2 separate regions of the Mus musculus genome follow, and region 2 is linked to region 1. Evidence: chromatin loops called from intact Hi-C (ENCODE). Cell type or tissue: left cerebral cortex. All regions are shown on one strand. Links, peaks and the distances in the headings refer to the core of each region. The heading gives the core; the rest is flanking DNA. Region 1 holds the start of Gm46359 (a long non-coding RNA gene). Region 2 overlaps Tmem229b (transmembrane protein 229B).

Region 1 (12,220 bases), core at 2,782-7,781:
AGTGGAACAGTTCCAGGCCTGATGATGACCTACGGTAGGCCCTGTAAAGATAACACTTATGACCACCGAGTGACTCACTCACCTGGCTAAGGCACTAAAGTCTAAAGGCACAGTCTGAGTCTTCAGAAAGAACACAAAATTACGCAACAGCTGGGGAGATCTCCCTACACACTTGACCTCTGAACTAGACAGTCTGTTGTGCTTTGTAGGTTTCTAGTCTGTGTTGTTGTTTTAATTTTTTTTTGAGATTTACTTATTTTATTTATATGAGTACACTGTAGCTGTCCTCAAACACACCAAAAGAGGGACCAGAAGAGGGCATTGGATAGCATTACAGATGATTGTGAGCCACCATGTGGTTGCTGGGATTTGAACTCAGGACCTCTGGAAGAGCAGTGACTGCACCTAACTGCTGAGCCATCTCTCCAACCCTTAAATGCTTTTTAAAATCTCTTCCCCTGCTGCCACAGTTCACTGCTTCCAGAGGGCTCACCTCCGGCAGCTGTTGTGTAAACTGCGAACCATCTGATGGACCCTAACAAATAATCCAGATGTGTAGAACAGGGCGTGGCATAAGGACAAATGGCATCTGACTGAAGATGTGGGAAGTGTTCTAGTCATGTGAACGGCTTCTATAGAATATTTTTAAATCTTTAAGAACCAAGCTGGGCCTGAGGAGACGACCATCAGTAAAGTGTTTGACTTACAAACACGAGAGCCTGAGTTTAATCCCTGGACCCAGTTGTAGTGGGACATCCTTGTAATTCGTACCCAGAGTAGGGAGACAGGGGGATTCCTAGGAATCCCTGGCCTGCCTAGCCTACTTAATGAATTGCCATCGAGTTACCCTGTGTCTTAATAAAAACATGGATGGCCACTGAAGAAGCACCCAAGGTTAGCCTTTGACCATCACATATACACACATGTACACACACACACACACACACACACACACACACACACACACACACACATACACACACACACTACCCCACCCCTAAACCTATTTGAAGGACCAGGCTAGTATCACAGTGGTAGATTCCCTAGCATGAGAGAGGTTTTGGCATAGGAAGAGACTGACACTTTTGGAGATAGACAGTTCTTAGAAACGCCAAGACACGTACTTTTGATATGCATGCTAACCAGTCCAGAGGCACCCCTCCCCTATCTGGCCTGTACACCCCAGGAGACAACACATTTCTGCTTTAATCATCTCGAAGTCATCCAAGGGCCAGGCACAAGACAACCAGGGGCACCCCAAAATTGTAGAGCCCTTTATGGGCAATCCCAGACTGTTCCTCCTGCCTTCCTGACCTTCCCTCACTAAAGACCACAGCCTAAGTTTTCTCCTTCCTTGTGTCTTAGAGTTTCTGACTGCAGCCCTTCCTGTCTCTGGGCTTGTGAGTATATGAACTTCTCCATGTCTTTCCTGCTTCTTTTCTCACGAGTGTATCTGGACTCTCGTAGGAGAGTCCCAAGCACAGCTTCCCCAGGCCTGCGCTTGGTGAGCAAAGGCGACATATAAGGAATTCTGAGTGGATGGAATAGCTGTGTAATGTATAAGGACATTGATAGCAGAAAAACTACAGGTTTTTGTTTTGTTTTGTTTTGTTTTTTTCTGAGACAGGGTTTCTCTGTGTAGTCCTGGCTGCCCTGGAACTCACTCCGTAGACCAGGCTGGCCTCAAACTCAAGAGATCCACCTACCTCCGACTTTTGAATGCTGAGAATAACGGCGTGGGCCACTACTACCCAGGTGAAAATATAGGTTTTAAAATAATGCCATTATTACTATTTTAGTTGTTAGGGTTACCAAGGGCTGGAGAGATGACTCAGTGGTTAAGAGCATACACTCTTGCAGAAGACCTGAATTCTGTTCCTTGTGCTACATCAACCACAGCCATCTTTAACTCCAGACCCAAGGATCTGACGCCCTCTTCTGGCCTCCATGGGCACTGCACTCAGCAGCACAAACCCACACAGAGATATACACATACTCATATAATGAATAAAAAAAAAATTTTTTTTTTGAGATGGAATCTCACTATGCAGGCCTGACTGGCTGGAGGGGAACTTGATGTGTAGACCAGGCTGGCCTTGAACTTGTAGAGTTCTGCCTGCCTTATTTTACAGATGAGTGTTTGCCTGCTTGTATATCTCTGTACTGCTTGAATGCCTGATGCCCATGGAGGGCAGAAGAGGGTGTCAGATCCTCTAGATCTGGTGCCCCCATTTGGCATGCAGGTGTGAATGCAGGCAGAACTATATATCATTCCCTCAACCTTGCCCTCTGTCCTGGGTGTTCCCTCTTCTGCTTGACTTACTCTTTTGGTGTCGCTTTCCATTGTTTCCCTTGCTACTATTGTTTGTTTTCTTAAGACAGGGTATCACAATGGAGACTGGGCTGGCACAGAACTTACTGTGTAGAACAAGGTAGCCTCAAACTTTTGGCAGTTTTCCTGCCTCTCTGCAGGGTGAGCCTTCAGGGTGAGTATTTCCCACTGTACTTTTTGTTTGCTTTATTCAGCTTTTTTTTTTTTAAGTTTAAAAATTGCATTAACTGATTTATTTTCTGGTGGCGAGGACACAGGGCACGGCAAACCTGTGTGTCTTGAGTTCAGAAGGTGAGAAGGGAGCTTGCAGGAACCAGTCCTCTCCTTCTGTCCTGTGGGTGCCGTGGATCAGACCCAGGTCATCGGGCCTGGCAGCTACTGCCTTTACCCACAGAGCCATTTCACTGGCCCTTCACTGAGTTTTTCATCTCCAGAATTTCAGATTGATTTTTTTTTCTTCAAAAATCTCAGTCTCAGCCGGGCGCGGTAGCGAACGCCTTTAATCCCAGCACTAGGGAGGCAGAGGCAGGCAGATTTCTGAGTTCAAGACCAGCCTGGTCTACAGAGTGAGTTCCAGGACAGCCAGGGCTATACAGAGAAATCCTGTCTCAGAAAAAAAAAAAAAAAATCTCAGTCTCCTTGCTAGTTTCTCATCCATATGGTGGCTTTCCCATACATTGACATTCTTACTGTGTCCCCTCTACAACCTTTTTTGTTGGTGGCTTTTTGAGACAGGCTTCTCTGTGTAAAGCTGGTTGTCCTGGAATTTGCTTTGTAGACCAGGCTGGCCCCAGCTCAAAAAATCCCTCTGTCTCTGCCTCCCGAGTGCTGGGATTGAGGGCACATGCCACCACACTTAGATTTTTTTTTTAAGATTTATTTATTTATATATCATGTAGCCCTGGCTGGCCTGGAACTTGCTATGTTGACCAGACTGGCTTTAAATTGACAGAGATCTTCCTGCCCCTTCCTCCTAAATGCTGGGATTAAATATATATTATACCACTCCCAGCTCTCTCTCTCTCTCTTTTTTTTTTCTGAGACAAGGTTTCTCTGTGTAGCCCTGGCTGTCCTGGAACTCACTCTGTAGACCAGGCTGGCCTCGAACTCAGAAATCCACCTGCCTCTGCCTCCCAAGTGCTGGGATTAAAGGTGTGCTATTTTTTTTTTAAAGAAATACACTCAAAGTTTATTACCACGAATGACCATAGGCGGAAAATGGCAAAAATGTAAAGTATGAAGCTAAAAATTAACTATGGTAAAAGTTACAATAATAAGTAAATTAAGTTAAGGATGGGGCCAGAGAGAGGAGAAAGAAAAAATGGAAAGAAAAAAAAAAAAAGATCAGGGGAAGGGAGAGAAGAAAGGAGAGAGGAGAGGGAAGGGAGGGAAGAAGAGAGGAGAGGAGAGGACAGGAAAGAGGGGGAAGGGAAGAGAGGGGAGGGGAGAAGAGGGGAGAGGAGAAACAAAGGGGAGGGGCAAGTACTACACCACGTTGCTGCCAGTTTTAAGTGAGTTTCATCATCAGAGTGGCCACTAGAGGGCAACCAAACCTCGCGTCGTTGAAATGGTCATTGGCAGGTAAGGTGGAGGAGGCTGTGGCAGAAGTGCTTTCTCTCCGCAGCAGATTCAGGGGATCCAAGCTGGAGCCAAAGCCTCGCTCCTGTGCTCCCTCCTTTCTTTTCAGGGTTCCTGTACTAAACCCAAGACACAGTCGGAGTATTCTTGGTGTTTATAGGAGCTTGGGAATGTTGTATTGGCCTCCACTCCCCCAGATGGGGCATCTCTGCTGTTTCTAGAACATTTGAGAAGCTATCTACCCACATACACAAGGTGTCCTCAATGCACCAAACTCAAACTGCACCTTGCTCCTTAAGATCAGAGTAAAATACACAGTGATAGCTGGGGGGGGGGGGGGGGGGACGGGGACGCTTAGTGATTAAACACTGGCCATGCAAAAGTGAAGACCAGAGTCCCAATCCTCATGACTAAAGCTGCTTGAACAGGGTAGCCCATTTTAAATCCCGCCTCAGAAGATGAAGACAAGACCCTCTAGAGCAACACGGCAGGAGAGACTACCCATACCAGTTAGCTCTGGGTTTAGGCAGAGAGACCCTGCTTCATTGAATAAGGTAGGAGAGAAATCAAGAATGATGTGCAAAATCAACTTTGACCCTCCAAATGAAAACCATACACATTGGCGCCCAAACATGCAAACGGAAAAAGAAATAACTTAAAATTTATCGTCTGTTGTGGCGTTTTCAAACAGAGAAACGGGACAAAGGCTTTCTGCCAGGACGTAGCATTTATTTGTTCTGGCACTTGATCAGCAGATTTATATCCAAAGACTGAGCCCCACGTGCGGCAAGGCGTAGCTTGTATACTTTTGTTAGTTCCCCCATACATTTTATTACCTTTATCTCCCTTATAGGGAAACATCCATTCTAATTATGTGGTCTGTTACAGGCTCAAGATATAGCCATGCATGCATACACAGGACACAGGTCATGCCATGTTTCCTTCCCTTTGTGTTGGGAGGACAATTACCACACACCCACGCGAGCTCCTTAGGTGCCTCCTAGTGCTTACACATATGTAATCTTCCAACCATCCTCTAGAGGGTGCTATTGCCATGATTGTTGCGTAAGCCTACAAACTCAAGCAGCCCGCCTCCTCAGCGTGGCTTTTAAGCTGTATGTACCCTGCCTTTGCAGAGAACTGCATGTTAATCTACCTCACGGTCTCCTTCCACCTTTGGACTAAGTCAGGGATAGAGACCCAGCTTACTCAGCTCAGTCCTGCCTTTCCACCCTGGGCTCGAGGCCTGTCCTTTCCTTCCTTAAGTGTTGGGTATTTGTCATTCTGTGTCTGTGGAAGAATTCCTGCACCACCACCACCCCACATTCACCTGTGATGTGACCTGGCAACCTCATGATCTTTGAGCAGCCAGCTTCCTCATATAATGATCTAAAAAACAAAACAACAACAACAAAAAACATTTAAAAATATATTTATCTTATAATTTTACATAAATAAGTTTTGCCTGAATGTATGATGTTTATCACGAGTGCCTAGTGTGACAAGAAAGTTGTAAGCAGACATGTGGGTGCTGGGAATTGAACTCAGGTCCTCAGTGAGAACAATAATTGTTTTTAACCATTGAGCCAACTCTCCATCCCTCATCTGGTAATCTTAATGTCGGTCTTCATGGCAAGTGGAACGACCTCATGGGAGTCAGAGAGATGCTAGGATTACAGCATTGGGAGAAATATTAAGGTTTAAGATGTATCATTTCATTTTATATACATTAGAACCCACAGGGATAAAATAACTTTTTCAAACTCCATCAGGCTGAAGCTGAACCGGAAGCGAAGTTTTCCATTAATAACACTATCAGCGATGGTTATACCTAACACCTGTGTAAGAGGTGTTGCAAGCCAGCAAACCAACAGTAGACCCTTTGTATTGTCTTATCATTTAGTATACCTGTAACTTGGAATGAGGGCAGAGAATTTTATTTGCTTTCGCTTCTTCAGTAAATGTTTTTGAAAACGACTTTTTGAAAGACAGGGTTTCAAGTCTCCCAAGCTGCCTTAAACTTGGATGATCCTCCTGCTTCCACCTCCTTGGTGCTAGTTAGGATTACAGGCATGATACAGGGGTTAGAAAGAAGACACAGCGTGTAAGAGCACTTGCCTGCTATTCTTCCAGGAGACACACACCAGGCAGCTCACAACACCCGGACTACAGTTCCAGGGTATCTGACAACCTCTTTTCGCTTCTACTGGTCACACACAAACACACACACACATACAATACATACTCACACACACATATACACACAAACACACTCTCATATACACACACACTCTTCATTTAAAAAATCTTTAACAGTATTTTCCACCTTTTACTTCACTGAAGACATGGAATGGGCCAGGGTGTGGTTTAGCAGCAGGGCCTGTCTCTATTACATGGGAAGCCCTGAACATGATCCTCAGAACTCAAAAAATAAACATAAGAGACTAGTGACTGGAAAGGCGGTCCCAGAGTGTGAGGCTGAAACAGCTTTTTCACAGGACCTGAGTTCAGTTCCCAGCACCCAAGTTGGGCAGTTCACAACTCCCTCTAACTCCAGCTCTAGGCAATCCAATGTGTTCTCCAGCCTTTGAGGTCACCTGAAGTCATGTGTACCTACCACCCCATAAACTTAGTTAAAATAATAAAAACACATCTTAAACACACAAACCTGACACACAAAACAAAGATACAGAGCAAGAAGCATGAGCTCTTTCAACCCTTCCCCCGGCCCCTTCTGCTTCATGGGTAGTCACTAGTGATTGGAAACATCTACCCAGAGGTTCACAGTTTAAACAATGCTTTTCCATAAATCATCTCACGGATTCTAGCACTAACTCCGTAAGACATGCTGGGAGTAAATGATTATTGTCTCCATTTACAGATAGGGTTTCAAAATGTCTAGCGACTTGTCCAGAATTAGGTCTCTAAAAGATGGTGGAGCCAAGACTGAAAGCCTGGTGGTCAGAAACTTCTAAATTATGCCCCACTGAATCCCTTGATGACAGAGCCTTGGGTACTTGAAACCAGAATGTCCCATAAATAGTCCTGCTACAAAGACAGATTTTGCAGTTGGTCAGGAAACAGGAGAAAATTTGTCCTTCCTTGATGTTTGCATTCCAGAGGGGGGACTGCTCATGTTCTGCTCTGGGCAGGATTTCAAGAACACCCCTCCCCTGTCTCAGCGGATCTAAGGATGAAACGCCAGCAGTGGAGAGGCCCAGGAAGATGGACTGGAGCCATCCATACAGCTGCCTTCACAAGTGAGTGTAGTGTGTACTCTCACACTTGAGGAGCCGAAAGTCTGAACTCAGGGTGTCCAAAGGACTAGGTTCTTTGAAGATGGGAGGGAACCTGTCCCGAGTCTCTTACCTTCTGGGGTATGTTGGCAATGATGGAATGTTTTGTTTTGCAGACACATTCCTCCACTTTGTCTCTCATTCACAACATGGCTTCTCCATGTGTTTTCTCTTTTATAAAGACACCAGTCATTGGGTGTAGGGTCCATCCTAACCCCAGTATGACCTCATTATAACTGATTCTGCTTGCAAAGGCCTTATTTAAAATCAGTCCCATCCTGGAGGGCATGAATGCTGAGGAGACATCATTCGACTTAGTACACTGTCTCCTCCTGTTTCATACATTAAGTGGGGACGGCACTTCTGGAATATTGAGTCTTTTAAAGATGAGTAATGTTTTAATCCAGGAAGATAGTGCAAAGATAAGTCTGCCCATTTACAGGGAGGGAAAAGTCAAGAGGGAAAGGCAGCTGTGAGCGTCCTCAGCAATCCAAAGACAGCTGCTGGCTGATGCCAAGAAATGACATCTGCTGGGTCAGGAGGGTGGAAGTGTATCATTTTAGCTGTGTGGCTTTTGGGTCAAATGCTTTTATTTTAGTAAGCACAAGAATAAGAGTGGCCTAGGGGAAAGGGAACAGAAAGGGAGAGAGCAAGATTGTTCAAAACAGAAACTCAGAAAATAAAGTATGTGGTTGGGGTTGAGTAAATGCTTTGGGGTAAAACATATTTACTCAAAGAAAAAAATTAAATAGAAAGAGTAAAGAAAAACCTGATTGACCTAGGGATGGATTTTCATTCTGATTTTTTGTTTTGTTTTGTTTTTGAGACAGACTTTTGTGTGTGTGTGTGTGTGTGTGTGTGTGTGTGTGTGTAGCCCTGGCTGTCCTAGAACTATCTCTGTAGGCCAGGTTGGTCTAGAACTATTTCTGTAGGCCAGGCTGGCCTCAAACTCACAGAGATCCACTTGCCTCTGCCACCTGAGTGCTGGGATCCTGTGCCACCACCAACAGTGTTTCTGATTTTTAAAAATCTTTTAAAAAAATTATGTGTATGTGTGACCATGTGCACATGAGTACAGGTGCCCTTGAGGCCACAGACATGGGGTTCCCTGTATCTAAGAGTTGCCGGTAGTTGTGAGCCACCTGGCATAAGTACTGGGAATCAAACTGTATTCCTGTGTGAGAGTAGTCCCTGCTTTAAATTACTGAGTCACCTCTCCAGCTCCTTTAATTCTGATTGTGAAGTTGAATAATAAGACTAAAATGGGGAGGAAAAAGACAAAATGGGATGTATTATATAACATATATAATTATTAAAATTCATTTGGAATCTGAATGGGCAAAGTTTTGTTTTGTTTTGTTTTGTTTTTAAGGTTGGTTTATTTACTTATTATATATAAATACACTGTAGCTATCTTCAGACACCCCAGAAGAGGGCATCAGATCTCATTATGGATGGTTGTGAGCCACCATGTGGTTGTTGGGATTTGAACTCAGGAAGAACAGTCAGTGCTCTTAACCTCTGAGCCATCTCTCCAGCCCAGGCAAAGTTTTTAAAAAGTTGTTGTTGTTTGCTTGAGACAGGGCCTCACAATTTAACCCATCTTGGCAGGAATTTATAGTCCCCCTCATCAGGCTTGTCGGTGCCGGATCACAGGCATGTGCCACCATGACCAGCTCAAAACATATCAGGACAAAAATAAGAAAAGATAGTCACGTGTAGGGACACATACCTTAATCCCAGCGCTTGGGAGGCAGAGACAGATGGAGTTGTGAGTTTGAGGCCAGCCACCAAAACACAGTGAGGCCTTGATGCAAAAACAGAGAAAAGTTAGGAACCAGCGTAGACTATGTTAAGACAGAAACATTATTTAAAGACTTGGCCGATGGTGAAGAAGCATCCACAGAACACTACAAGAAAGAGCCACTCTGCGGGAAAACTGTGGGATGTCAGCACAGCTTAGGATCAGCTTCCACCCATATTTTTCATATCGTGCATCACGGTATACTCCAAATGGGTCATAAAAAGACACAGAGAGAAATGGAAATGGAAACTTTCAGCTGTGACCAGAGAAAACATTCTAACTATCCCTGCAACAGACATCAGAGACAGGAGGGATGGATCTAAATCTGTTCTTAAAAGCCGTTTGTGCCACCAAATGCAATAAAGCAAACAGGGAAGTGAAAGCCACAGATGGGGAGAGACTCATGGAGCAAATAAAGCTCTCTGCCCAAAATAACTGAAGAACTGCCCCAAGCTTACAAAAAAAAAAAAAAAAAAAAAAAAAAAAACCCAAAACCAGAATCCTGATCCTTTTTGATAAGAATCAAGAGTTCACACACACAAATAGAGAAATGAGCAGCCTCACTGTGAATCTTGAAATCTAAACATCTCTTCTGCCCCCACCGTGAGTGTGTGTGTGTGTGTGTATGTGTGTGTAGGTGTGTGTATGTGTATAGGTGTGTGTGTATATAGATGTGTGTGAGTGTGTGTATAGGTATGAGTGTGAGTGTTTGTACAAGTGTGTGTGAGTGTGTGTGTAGGTGTGTGTGAGTGTGTGTGTGATGCATTTGGAGGTACAATGTTGATATGGGGATCATCTTCAATTATTTCTCCATTTTATTCTTTTCCAATATGACTAATCTTGCTAGCTAGCATGTTCTGGGGGGAGCCTGCCTCTCAATTCTGAGGCTAGAATTAAAGTTGGGACACCAGGGTTTCTGAACCATCTCCCAGTTTCATGCCCAACCGTCTGCTTTTGAGACAGTTTCACTACACACCCCAGGCTAGCCTACACATCCCAGGCTAGCCTACACATCCCAGGCTAGCCTACACATCCCAGGCTAGCCTACAACTCTTCATTCTCCTGTTTCAGTTTCACTACACATCCCAGGCTAGCCTACAACTCTTCACTACACATCCCAGGCTAGCCTACAACTCTTCATTCTCCTGTTTCAGTTTCACTACACATCCCAGGCTAGCCTACAACTCTTCATTCTCCTGTTTTAATTAACTTTTTATGTTGTTAAAAAAAATCAATTTAAGGCCAGTCTGGTGCAGCATATCTTTAATCCCAGCACTTGGGAGGCAGAGGGATATAGATCTCTATGAGTTTGAGACTAACTTGGTCTCCATAATGAGGTATTGTGTCAACGAAACAACCCCTGGAAAAAAGCAATTTAAGGTTCAGTGTGGTGGTGTGTGACTGTTATCTTAGTCCTTGGTGTGTAGAAGCAGGGTGATCAGGAGTTAAAGACCAGACTTGGCTACATAGTAAGAAAGACAGGCAGCAATACATGAGACTCTGTCTCAAAGAAAAGAAAGCAGATATCAATTCTAGCCAAGCATAGTAGTATATGTCTATAATCCCAGCAGTCAAGACATGGAGACAGAAGGATCAAGAGTTCGAGCCAGCCCTGCACTGCTCAAGATCCTGTTTGAAAGCAAAGCAAAATCCATTTAAGTGAAACAATTTTTTGGGAGGGGGAGAATGGGTGGGGTGTTTTGAGACAGGATTTCTCTGTATAGCCCTGGCTGTCCTGAAACTCATTCTGTAGACCAGGCTGGCCTAGAACTCAGAAATCCACCTGCCTCTGCCTCCCAAGTGCTGAGATAAAAAGCATGGGCCACCACTGCCTGGCTAAGTGATACAATTTTATGTTTGGTAGTACAGACATGCTAATATGACTAAACCTTAAAAGCCTGTTTCCATCTTTTGATTCCACAATCTTACTTCCATAGCTATAGCTAAGATGTGGTCCTTGTGGTTTCTACAGTGCTTGTTATAATATTACTCAAGTTAAAAAGAAAATAACTTAAAAGCTAGTTGCTTGTACAACGATTCCTCATGGTGGAGTTTGAGGCAGGAGGATGAAGAGTTGTAGACCAGCCTTGAAATTCTGTCTCAAAAATAAAACAGGTGGGACTAGGTAAATGGCTCAGAGTCACTGGGATGCTCTCAGAATAAAGACGCAGAACCTCTGTGACTCGTTGGTGAGAATCTTTTTTTTTTTTTAAAGATTTATTTATTATTATATGTAAGTACACTGTAGCTGTCTTCAGACACTCCAGAAGAGGGAGTCAGATCTTGTTACGGATGGTTGTGAGCCACCATGTGGTTGCTGGGATTTGAACGCTGGACCTTCGGAAGAGCAGTCGGGTGCTCTTACCCACTGAGCCATCTCACCAGCCCCCCCCTTTTTTTTTTTTTTTTTTTGAGAATCTTTAAAGAGGGCCCAGGAACATTCGTTCTGTAATCAGACCAGATGATTCATTACCACGTTCACATTGCAGAGCACTCAACTACACAAACCACAGACAAGAGAGCCTTTGAAGGACTGAAGAGGGATTCAAGCAACAGGCATGGACATCCAAAATCCCGGACCCTGAGGCAGTGGCAACCCCTCCATGAGATGCCCATAACAGGATACAGTGGCCACAGTCACTGCCTAGTCATCGTGTTGCAGTCAGTTCTACAAGCCCTCCCAAGACTCAGAATGGTCATACAAGGGATTTTTTTTTAATATATATTATAGTATTTTTTAACTTTTTCCCTTTTCCTTTCTTCCCTCCAAATTTCCCATTTACCCTTTCTTGTTCTCTTTGAAATTCATGGCCTCTTTTTTCAATAATTGTTGTCATGTGCATGTCTTCTTCAACATTCCCTGAGCCTCGGGTAAGGAAGTCATAAAAGGTTTGACTGTTTTTGACAAAAGCCCAGGTAGGTCATTTGAATAATTAACCAAACACCTAGAAAGCCTCTGTGGGATTCTTGCTTAAGGGCGTTTCTACTTGCCTGCCACCCTTTCCTTTCCTTTCCTTTTTTTTTTTTTTTTTTTTTTTTTTAAATCTCCTAGGGACCCCAGACTTTAATTAAGAGAATAGAAGTCACCAGGCAGTGGTGGCACATGCCTTTAATCCCAGCACTTGGGAGACAGAGGCAGGCGGATTTCTGAGTTCAAGGCCAGCCTGGTCTACAGAGTGAGTTCTAGGACAGCCAGGGAGGTTATACAGA
Region 2 (12,220 bases), core at 3,807-8,806, 61 kb after region 1:
ACACTGAAGGCCCTGATGAGGTCCCCCTACCTCTCAAGTGACAATAATAACCTTTCTCAGCACTTTCTATGTTTTAATGCAGAGAATTCTGAAGCCCATTTTACAGAGGGGAAAAATGAGGCAGAAAAATTTATATAATTAGCCTATATTCTTATAGATCTAAATGGCTGGGGTGGGAATTAGACCCTCATAAGCCTGGCTCCACCCCTGATCAGCACCTGTACTGCTCCAAAAGCCAGCTACAGGCTCCTCTATGATACTATTTCCAAGGTGCTGTCTCTAAATACTGAGATGGTATTGGGAGTAATAAGACTCATGGAAAACTTATTACTTTCTCACTGGGCCATCAACCAAGTTCACCACTAAGTGTTAGACATAACAGACTCCAAGCCTATTTCTCAGACCAAATTCTGGCAGGAGCCACACATAAACATTCCAAGGTCAAAGCTGAGCCTCACAGCCATGGCGAAGCCACCCTTCAGGGCTTCAAGTCATGAGCCGTTTAAAGACCCTTTGCCAGGGCACACATTACCCAGTACTTTCCTAAGTGCCAATCCACCCTGGTATGGAAATCTGACCCAGCTCAGCCCCGCTTTGGAAATGCCAGCCAAGAGCAGCGGCCTGTGTACAGAATGTCCGGAGGGACCATCTGTCCAGAGCAGTAACAGCCAGGGTGTCAGAAACAACTATCCCACCCCTGACTTTGGAAGGACTCAGACTAAAAGATGAAAAGGACTCCCATCCCAGATGGGAAAGATGAAGGTGATGGACCAGGGATTGGAGTCTGTCCTGGCCCAGAGATTCACTGGGCTTGGGAAACAATGGATGACCTGCAGCTAAGGGCACAGGCTAGGCATTCTGTGTCCTGACTAGAATGCTCTTCTAGGACCTTCATGTGTCTCTCTGCTGTCACTCAACTCGGCTCTCACCCCTCTGAGACTGACCTGATCCCCAATCAAAGGTGGATGTTTGTTACTCAACCATCCCATGGTACTCACACCATCCCATGGTACTCACACCATCCCATGGTACTCACACCATCCCATGGTACTCACACCATCCCATGGTACTCACACCATCCCATGGTACTCACACCATCCCATGGTACTCACACCATCCCATGGTACTCACACCATCCCATGTCACCTTCTCTGTAGCATTCTCTAATAGTCTACTGCTGTTTATGGCCTTTTTCCTATTGCAATGAGAACTCTGGAAGTGGTGAGTCTTAGTTTTCTTCACTGGTGCCTGGCAATAGTGCCTAATAATGAATGCATAGATGGATGGATGGATAGGCGGGTGGGCGGGTAGGTGGGTGGGTAGACAGATAGATGGGCCCAAACAGGCCCAAGGCCTTAAACACAATGGGAATAAAGAGCTAGCTGACTCAGTTTTTCTCCTCTCCTCTCCTCTCTTTGGGGAGATTGCCTTTTAAGAGGTTTTAATTCTAAAATTTAAAAATATCTTTATTGTTTTATTTCAATTACTAAAATAACACATGCTCCAGCTAAAATTTAAATATTATAGGAAGGAATGACTTAGCAAACAAAAGCTCCCCGCCCCCCATTCTTAGAGAAAGTCACTATTAATGGTGCGTTCTTACAAGAAACTGCTGTAGAAGAAGCCTATTCTGGCACCACAGAAAGGAAGAGCAATCATAAGTAGACTTAGGTCACAGAGTCAGTATCTCTTCCTCTTTGCTATCTGCCCACAGGTGCAGCGGAAGGCACTGGGACGCACTCTCTTACTTTCTGTTTTCACAGTCTTTTCCAAGTTCTACAGCCTGTGTGTTCATCCTTAGAATAGCTATATAATGTCCCACCAAGTGGAAAACTATAATTTACTTGACTAAGATGTTGAACAAAGGTAATAACTGTTTTCCATTTCCCCTATTACAGAGAACAGCACAGAAATATCTTCCATGTCTGTAACAAAAGAAATATTGCCATTTTCTTGTTTGAGATTATTTCATAATAAAAGATCTATCTATCCCTCCTCTCCTTTCCTCCCCTCCCTTGTCTCTTCCTCCCTTCCTTTCTTCCTTCCTTCCACCATTTTTGTTTCTTTGAGACAGAGTCATTGATCCAAGGCTGGCTTCAAACTACTGATCCTCCTGCCTCTCAATTAAAGATGTGCATTCTGCTAGCTTGCTTTTTTTCTTTCTTTGCTTCCTTCCTGCCTTCTATCCCCTTCCCCATCCCAAACTGGGGAAGCCCAGGCTTTCCTCTATCTAGATAGCTGCCTGTCTCTGCCCTCCAAGTGGGGAGTGTGCCCCCATGCCCAGCATGGCAGATCTCTCCAGGATTAATTCAGGCAGTGGAACTACCAAGTCAAAGGCGTGGCAGCCTTCAGACTAACAGTGTAGATTGCTATGAGAACCTGTGCCATGTGATGGCATCTAGGTCACTACATCCTCACAGTGACCTCCATAACCCTCTTCCTCCTCTTCCCAGGCCCCCTCAAATCCAGGCCCACTTACCCTATTCTGGCCTCAAATCAAGAACACGTCCTGAAATGACCTGTTAGTAGCACATGATGACTTTGCAAGCATAAGTGAACTGGTAAATAGATTCTTACCTCAGCTAGGAGAGTCAAAATCTATCTACAGCTGAGAAATAACCCAGTTACCTTGTTTCCCAATCTCTGCATATACCAGTATGGAATCAGCTCTGGGCTCCAAGGGACCAGCCCATGGGCTTCTTAGAGGCTATCTAATCAAGCTGGTCTCAGTGCCAAAACAGCCTACGTGCCAACTACCTACCCTGACTTTCTGGAGCTTCCTTCTTTCTGATCCCCAATACCACCATTGTGTTGCCTGCTCTGCACTGACGTAATGGTCTTTGGGCCTCAGGGGTTAGGGAAAGCATCCAATTGCCATTCTTTAAAGTATCATCAAAGAAAAGCCAGAGAGGCGACTGGGCTAGAGGCCAGATAAGAACACCATGCTCTGCAGTCAAGGCCTTTCACCCTGTGTGGTTTGTCTGGACTTAGGAGCCCAACTCCTTGAGGGCCAGTACATTAACTGTTCATAGTATGGGGCAGAATTCGGATTCTAGGTAAGACATAGCCCCCACTACTTGGATGGAAAGCACCCAGGAGCTTCTTGAGTCAGAACATGAAGACACACTCTCCCAGGTGTCTAGTTTTATCCTGGTCATCCAATCTGGGTCTGGCCCAGTCTTAGAAGTCATAAGATGGCTCCAATAGTGGCATAGCCTGAGACTGCTCAGTGCTCACCTCCCATTCCTGTGACAAGCCCTTGGACAGGAAGCAAGCTGAGAACTTGAACCCTTAGACCTGTACCCGTGCTGATAAGATGCCAAATAGGAAGGCAGACTGGGCCAGTGATTCCCCTACATGTCTGGGGCATACTCACTTATCACAGTCTTGACTGCGTAGCTGGGAACAGACATCAGGATCACTGTGCAGCTCTGTCCCAATTTAACCTCGTCTTGGTATCAGACTGGACCTTGACGCCATTCTCAGCAATGTAGATAAGCATTCACCCCAGTGCTCAGTTAATTCTTGACTGGCTGAAGGATGGCTTTCATGTGTCTCTGGGAATAAAAGAGGTGGCTATCATTAGATTAATCCACCCCCAGTTCTAAGCAACAAGGCCAACCAAAAAGCAGATCTAAGGCCAAGTACTCAGCAACAGACCACCAAGATTTCTTTCCTAGGACCTGACATCTCTCAGCCACTCTCTCTGCTCAGGGCAGTTGATTCAGACATCAGAGGCTGGGATAGTTCCCAGGTGATCATCTTGCAGGGTTAGTTAAGTCTTAGGGCCCTTTTTATACCATGCATGAATGCACACTTTGAAACCTAAAAGGAAATATAATTTTAGACTCCAGCTCCATTCTTAGCTTTAAAGTATACTCTGCCATGCAGGGGAGACCTCTATTTACAAGGGTAGTCAAAAACGTCATGGAGGGCAACCAGTACAGGATCTTTGTTTTAGCATTTAGAACAGTGGTTCTCAACTGTCCTAATGCTGTGACCCTTTAATAATACATCCCTCATGCTGCGTTGACCCCAGACCATAATATTATTCCATTGCTACTTCAAACTGCTGCGGTTAGGAACAATAATGTAAATATCTGTGTTTTCTGATGGTCTTTTGGGAGTTGCCACCCACAGGTTGAGAACTGCTGATTTAGAGAATTAAGTATACCACACAAGGAAATGCAGGAAAGCAGAAAGTATGCTAAGCCTCCCTGAACCTGAGCTGAGCCTGGCGGTGCACCCCTTTAATCTTAGCACTCAGGAGATTTAGGCAGAAGAAATTCCCCAAGTCAGATGTCAGCTAGGGTTGCATAGTGAGACCATGTCAAAAACAAAACAAAACAAAACAAAAAAAAAACAAATGAAACAACAACAATAACAACAACAACAACAAACCTCAACTCTTAACTATAATCCACTACTGTAATACTTACTGGTGAGGTCCTTTAAGAGTAAGGTTAACAACTCGCTCGAAGCTGATATAAATCTTACATCATAAGGCCTTTTGCCACATAATTCTCTCAATAATAACCCTAAGACATTTTCTTTTCTTTTTACAATACTAGAGATTGGACCCAGAACTTGGCATACACTAGACAAGGGCCTGACCACTGAGTGATACCCCCAGATCTTTAAAAATTGTGTATCTTACACTACCAGCTTAACAGCACACCTGAAAGCTCCAGAACAAAAAGAAGCAAGTACACCCAAGAGGAGTAGACAGCAGGAAATAATCAAACCCAGGGCTGAAGTCAACCAAGTAGAAACAAAAAGAACTATACAAAGAATCAACAAACTCAGGAGCTGGTTCTTTGAGAAAATCAACAAGATAGATAAACCCTTAGCTTGACTAACCAGAGGGCACAGAGACAGTATCCAAATTAACAAAGTCAGAAATGAAAAGGGAGATAGAACAACAGACACTGAGGAAATTCAAAAAACATCAGATCCTACTACAAAAGCCTATACTCAACAAAACTGGAAAATCTAGACAAAATGGACAATTTTCTAGACAGATACCAGGTACCAAAGTTAAATCAGGATCAGATAAACCATCTAAACAGTCCATCATCCCTAAAGAAATAGAAGCAGTCATTAAAAGTCTGCCAACCAAAAAAAGCCCAAGATCAGATGAGTTTAGTGCAGAGTTCTATCAGACCTTCAAAGAAGACCTAATACCAATACTCTTCAAACTATTCCACAAAATAGAAACAGAAGGAACACTACCTAACTCATTCTATGAAGCCACAGTTACACTGCATATTTTCCCTTGGAGATAGAACAGTTTCTGTCTAATCAGGAACTTGTCACAATTTCCTTTTATAGAGGACTTCATAAGAGATTTTTTTTTCTACTTCTATCACATTTAATGTTCCAAATAGATTTTAAAAACTGGTTGAGTGAGTATTACCTTTTTTTTTTTTTTTTTTTGGTTTTTTGAGACAGGGTTTCTCTGTATAGCCCTGGGTGTCCTGCCTCTGTCTCCCGAGTGCTGGGATTAAAGGCGTGCGCCACCATGCCGGGCTGTGAATATTACTTTTAGCTTCAGAAGATATCATGTATATTTAAGAGGCATTTGACTATTATAAATTATTTTGCTGACTTAAAAAATGTCAATACTGAGCTGTATATTTTAAAATAAATTTTATTAGTTTAATAAAAAAAATTGTGTATCTTGAGTAAGATACACACAACTATCCTGCTTCACAATAGATAGAACTACAACCCTGGCTATCAAGACTAGTAAGATGATGCTTTATTTCAGGAATAATGAAATTAAATGAAGGTACCAGAGCTCCTATCAGACTCCCCTTGACACAGAGCCTTCTGTGCAGGTCTCCAGACAGAACTTTGCTCAGCACATGGGGGCAGCCTGAGAGGTGGCACTATCACCCCCACACATGGGTGGAACACAGAGATGACAGTCTGTACTCCAGGGTCATCTTCCTCCCTCCCAGAGGTTCTGAGTGGAAGCAGATCCTCTCCCATGGCTACCTAAACTAACAACTAGAAAGGTAGAGGACAACAGACAAGACAAAGTTTGAGGGTAGGGGACATAAAACATACCCTGCCATGATTGCTTTAGAAGCTCACCTGTCCCCATGTTGGCTCCTTCCCTGGTGCGCCAGGACTCTGCACAGAGAACACTGAAGGTATGTGTTGTGCCTGTGGAGGGAGGCTGCTGTGCTCAGCTTCACCCATCTCTCCCAATTCCTCTACAAACAGGAACCTCAGCCCTCGCTCACCTGTTCATCTTCCTCCTCTTCCCTAGCCTGCCTAACAGGGCTGGGGCAAAGGTTACCCTGGCACCTACCTATCGCCTGGATGAAAGAGTCTTAAGGAAGCCTGCTCCATATCACCGTCCACCATTTGCACCACCATGACATATGGCCTGGAAAGTTCAATCCCACCCATAGGCACTTCCTTTTTCCTGGGGCCAAGGCAAGCCACAGCAACAGCACAAGTCAAAACAGAAACAGAAACCAAAAACCACATCCTGCTTCTGCAGCCTGGTGCTGCAGCAGCCGATGGCCATCTGCTATGGGCTGAGATCCTATCCTAGGAGATGACACCACTGTGGGGTCAGAGCAGCTCTCTGGAAATCAGCCTCTGGCTGGCTACTTCCTGCTTCTCCGTCTGCTGGCTTTTTCTCTGGCGTGGATGAGATGCAAGGGTTACAGGGGTCCCACCTTTCTCTGCAAATGCACAAGCTGTCCCCAGATCTCTCTTAACATTCTAGCCTTCAAGAGCAGGATCCAAGCTGGGCAGTGGTGGCACACACCTTTAATCCCAGAACTATGGGAGACAGAGGCAGGCAGATCTCTGGGAGTTGAGAGGCCAGCATGAGCTACAGAGTGAGTTCTAGGACAGCCAAGACTACACAGAAAAACCTTGTCTGGAAAAACAACCAGACACCACCACCACCACCACCACCACAACAACAACAAAGAGCAGGAATCCAGGAGGCAGAAACTATGAGGCTCTTTGGTGGTTCATACAGCCTGAGTCAGAAGCCTGAGCAGCACGTGAAATGTATCAGGAGCCCTCATAGCAGCTAACATGCAGGCAGAGCCGGGCCTACTCAAGCTTGTCAATTCTCAGGATTCTCTTAGGACACCTGTGGAGCAGGGAAGGATGAGACAACATCTATTCTGGGAAGGTGGTGGTGGCGACAAATTTAAAGGCTTAGGACATTAAGAAATTTGGTCAAAGGTGGGCAGTGGTGGCGCATGCCTTTAATCCCAGCACTTGGGAGGCAGAGGCAGGTACATTTCTGAGTTTGAGGCCAGCCTGGTCTACAGAGTGAGTTCTAGGAATCCAGGGCTACAAAGAGAAATCCTGTCTCAGAGAGAGAGAGACAGACAGAGACAGAGACAGAGACAGAGAGAGAGAGAGAGAGTAGATTTGGTCAAATCTATGCATCTAATGAAACCCTGGGTCTTGGGCACCTTGCTCCTTTGAAGCCCTGAGGTGGGGGGCTCAGGGATTACAACTCAGTTTCCATCCCTGTCTCCCCCAGCCCTCCTCTGTGGCGTACCTACTCTGACACTTCCTATGCTGCTGCTTTGAGAGGCCACCACAGCCTTCAAAGTCAACCCGGCATTTCCATTTCCATGAGACTCTAACCATATTTCCATAAAATATGTCATCCCATCTGTAAATAACCTCACGTGTGTGTGTGTCACACCGGATGAGTTCCTGGAGACCACAGGTCTTCTATTGGACAGCTGAGCAAGCAGAACAGAGAAGGATCCAGCTAAATTCTTGGCTGATAGAGTCATCTAGTTTGCTATTAACCAAATCTAGCAATGCCTGCAGTTTGTCTATCCATGGTACCTTCGTGGAAAAGGAGCTCTTGCCCGAAAGCATCACCAAGGGGAGGGGTCTGTCTCTGCAGATGGGAGGCACAAAGGGAGTGCTCCTTCTCTTACTTCGATCTCCAAGCACCAGCACAGACCAGGAGGGGGTGGCATGGGTCTGGGTGATACCCAAGATCTGTCTGAAAGTCCACAGGGAGAGTGAGGCTGGGAACAGAGTGTCCCAGACAGGCATCCCTGGGGACACTGAAGGCTCCTACGTAGCAGAGGACCAGGTAGGTTCAGGCCAGAGAACAACAAAGCCCATTTTGTTATTTCTACAATATGCATGGCCAGCCAGTTCTCCTGAGGAGAATTCATTTCCCAAAGAGGTTTAACCAGCAGCTGCTGGCAGGCATGTCCCCTGCGTCATTTTCTCTCCTCTGTAACTATTTAGGGTAAGCTGGGCTTGCAGGATTCAGTCTACATCTCGGACTGGAATCCAAATCCTCTCACCTATTCCATCTCTATAGCCTGGAGCCTAAGAAGGGGGCCAGAGGGGGGTTGCAACAACACCCTTTCACTTGCAGGCCTCTCTCCCCAGAAATCCCCAAATCTCTCAGAAAAAGGCAAAAATCAAATATTCAAACTGGGCTTGGCATTAGCCTGTAATCCCAGCACTCACGAGGTGGAGGCAGGAGGATCGGGAGTTCAAGGCTAGCTTCAGCTACTCATCAAGTTCTACGTGAAACCTCGTCTAACAACAACAATATAAACAACAACACATGGACAACAAATGTGAAAATGTGATCGTTCACCAAAACAAACAAACAAACAAACACACTCTCACAACCAAGTACTTAGCACTTGCACTTCTCTAACCAGCTGTGGGGGACTCCCTACACACACACACACACACACACACACAGAGAGAGAGAGAGAGAGAGAGAGAGAGAGAACAGTTTCTCTACCGATACCAATCGCTTATCCTAACAGTTTTAAAATCTGAAATTCTACCCCAAGGCAATGTCAGTTTCTCCCAGAAATGTGAGTGTTCCCTCCCACATGACTGCCCCACCTCAAATACCAATAACAAACAGGTTTTCACCCACACTTCTGACCACTGACTACAAACCATTATTCCCAGGCCCTCGGTTTCCACCTCACAGATGCCCCACAGAACTCACAGAAACACATACCTTGACAGGGCAGCTGGACAAATAGAAAAATGGAGCAAGGTAGAGATGGGGGGGGGGTGCTGCACAGCCAGCGCCCGTTCAGCAACTGGAGCACCGCACATTTTGATAAGATTGTCAAGAGCTTTATACTTTGAGAGGCTAACGCTGGGGGCTGGAAGGTCCACCCCTCTAATCACTTTATCACAAGGAGTTCTGGTGATTGGCCAGGGCCCCACCCTAAGAACTTCAATAGTGAAAACTCAGGTGGAACCAGAGGCCGACTCAACCTTGTTAGCTCGTTCTAGAGTGAGACCAGCACTCAACACTATGACTTTGGCAGGTTCCCAAGTCACAGAGTGACACCCAAAACTACAAACACAATTGGTGTGCAGGTATTCCAAGAGAGAGGCAGTATATCACTGCCTCCTGGGAAGCAAATGGGAGGCACAGGCACGTGTGTGTGTGTGTGTGTGTGTGTGTGTGTGTGTGTAGACGGCAGCTGGCCCCTCACTGCTTTTGGTTTGGCCTTCCACTTGGCCCTTTGCTCTGGGATTGGACTCTGGAGGTCCCTGCCTCCTCCTCTTCTCACCCCCACCTTCTCTCACTTGGAACTTCTTGTCCTGCCCCCTCCTGTCCCCTCATAGTCCTCCTCACTTAATTCTGCCTTAGCAAGTCCCTTCCAATCTCTCTCTCTTAACAAAACACTGATTGCCAACCAGTACACCCCGGAGTGTTTTTCCTGACAACCTCCCCACACAGCCTCTTCCCTTTCCTTCCCAGGATGTTCACTGGCACCTGGTAGCTCCTACTTAGTGCCTGAAAAGCTGGACAGCTGCTGAGCTTTCTAATTAGCCTCCTGGCTGCGGTCCCAGAGCTGGGCATGTGTTACAGTGAAGAGTCTCCTTGCCTCTCCCTTATCCATAACCCTCCCCACGCAGATCCCATTAGGTCACTGCCAGAGGCTCTAGCAACCTCATGGGATGACCCTAGCAAGCCACCTCCTGTCAGTCATAAGAAACCAGCAGCCTTCCAGCCCCACAGGAGTGACCAGGAATCTGGATGGGGCCCTCCCTCCTCATCACTGTCTGTGTCTTCAGGTGCAAGGGTGACTCCTCATAAAGAAGACTAGAGGTCATTTTTTGTTTTTTGTTTTTTTAAATATCATCCTGAGTGAGGTAACCCAGACCCAAAAGGGCATGCACGACAGGAACCTAGCCTAACTGTCCTCTGAGAGGCTCCACCCAACAGCCAATGAAAAGGGATGCAGGGACTCACACCCAAACAGTAGATGGAGCTCAGGGAGTCTTGTGGAAGAGTTGGGAGAAAGACTGAGGGACCCAAAGAGGACAGGGACTCCACAAGAAAACTAACAGAGTCAACTAACCTTGGGGACTCCTAGAGACTAAATCACCAACCAAAGAACAAGCATGGGTTGGACTGGACCTAGGCCCCCTGCACATATGTAGATGAGCAGCCTGGTCTCCTGTGGGTCCCCCAAACAACTGGAGTAGGGGCTGTTCCTGAGTCCATTGCCTACCTGCCTGCCTGTGGATCCCATACCCCTAAATGGACAGCCTTGTCTGGCCTCAGTGGGAGAGGATGTGCCTAGTCCACCTAGTCTGGTGTGTGGGGTGGGGGTGGGGTGGGGGGGTGGGGACTGACACACAGAGGGGGCCTTTCCCTTCTAAAGGGAATGAGGGGAGGACTTCCATGAAGGGGTATTGGAAGTACAGGAAGGGCTGATATTGAGTTGTAAAGTGAATAAATAAATTTAATTAAAACAAAATAAGAACCACAGCTAGACCTGCCCAGCAGTGTGGTTCAGTGCTCTGCTTCCATAACTAAGCCATCCCAGAGGCTTTCAAGCAACCACAGCCAAGCCCAGGAAGTCTGAGTTCACTGAGTTCACTGTAGGCCAGGCACCTGCCCCTGCCACCACAGACAATTCCCACTCTGGTTGCAAGGTACCCAGTGCTGTATACAGCTCTGGCTCAGCCAACCAAAACCACTGCCTACCAAACAAAGATCCACCAGCCAGAAATGCCCCCTTGCAGGCACTGGCTGCACTAATAACAGGTTTGTTAGTAAGGGAAGGCAAAATGGATTACTTTGACCGATGGTCTAACCTTCCTCCTGCCTGTGGTTTTGACTGATGGTCTAACCTTCCTTCTACCTGTAAGCAAAGGAACTTTTTTTTTTTTTTTTTGACCGTGTTTCTCTGTGTAGCCCTAGCTGTGCTGGAACATGTTTTGTAGACCAGACTGTCCTCAAACTCAGAGATCCACTTACTTTTGCCTCCTGAGTGCTGGGATCATAGCTATTGAACATTCCTTTTTATCCAGGCTAATATGATGGGATTTCTATCACTGTCAATCAAGGAACTCCTAAGACAGGCACGAGGATCACACATCCACATAGCCATCTATCCAGGTCCAACAACAATGGCTCTGATCCTTGCAGACAGAAAGGGAAACATGGGGAGAAATCAGACCTCAAATTGGTAAGTCAGGTTAAACAGTATGGCTAATGTAAGCCTCCCTCCTGGTCATTGTCCAAACCTTAATTGGTAGAAAGGAAAATTTACCTTCCCTTTGCCAGCAACCTAGCAAATCTTGCCCATCTCCTGTAAACAGCACTCATGTGGACCAGGAATAAAGAACATGCCAAGAACAGGAAGTGCACAAATTCTTTTTTTCTCAAAATTCCAAAAATATACCATGTAATTGGGTAGCCGCTGGACATGTGAGATTATTTAAGTGTTAATAGATAAAAGTGAGCTGGGTGGTGGTGGGGCACGCCTTTAATCCAGCACTTGGAACTCAGAGGCAGGTGGATTTCTGAGTTCGAGGACAGCCTGGTCTACAGAGTGAGTTCCAGGACAGCCAGGGCTATACAGAGAAACCCTGTCTCGAGAAACCAAAAAGTAAAAGTGAATGAAATTGAAAACTTATCTCTAAGGTAAACTACCCGAATTGCAAGTACTTGAAGCTAAATATTGCCCTTGTCTGCCATATTGGATAGCAGATATGGAATATTTCTGCTGTCACAGGACATGCCATTGACTAGTACTACTCTAGATTTGCTAACCCTGAGTTCCATTCTGTTGATCCCAGGTATCTTGTGCCTTCAGAGCAGGTATCTGTGTTCTCTCACCAAATCAGAAAGAGGTCACGGTGGCCAAGGCTAGCATTTGAAATGAAGGGAGGGTAACCTTTCATAGAAGTTACTATCTATGGTATG

The links. Peaks named below come from ENCODE experiments on the same cell type or tissue, not always from the same donor. Only the 100,000 strongest peaks of a DNase experiment are listed, where the experiment ranks them.
Region 2: a loop joins it to region 1, with 2.3 times the contacts of the local background. A loop is called at or near these places in 9 of 42 quality-filtered maps.

The regions. Positions count from the first base shown.
Region 1 is chr12:78,914,550-78,926,769 of GRCm38, forward strand. Gm46359 (a long non-coding RNA gene) reads left to right here and starts at 1,974. Exons shown (of 3, transcript XR_001780635.2): 1 at 1,974-2,486; 2 at 7,031-7,170. In left cerebral cortex, for the core only: CTCF peaks have their summits at 3,876 (motif pointing right) and 4,940 (motif pointing right); DNase peaks (open chromatin) are centred at 3,880 and 4,966.
Region 2 is chr12:78,974,385-78,986,604 of GRCm38, forward strand. Tmem229b (transmembrane protein 229B) reads right to left here. Exons shown (of 3, transcript NM_178745.5): 2 at 3,377-3,557. Among named protein-coding and RNA genes, the nearest start is that of Tmem229b, 27 kb to the right of the region's middle. In left cerebral cortex, for the core only: no CTCF peak of the experiment used is centred there; DNase peaks (open chromatin) are centred at 6,512, 7,122, 7,973 and 8,224; H3K27ac peaks cover 322 bases.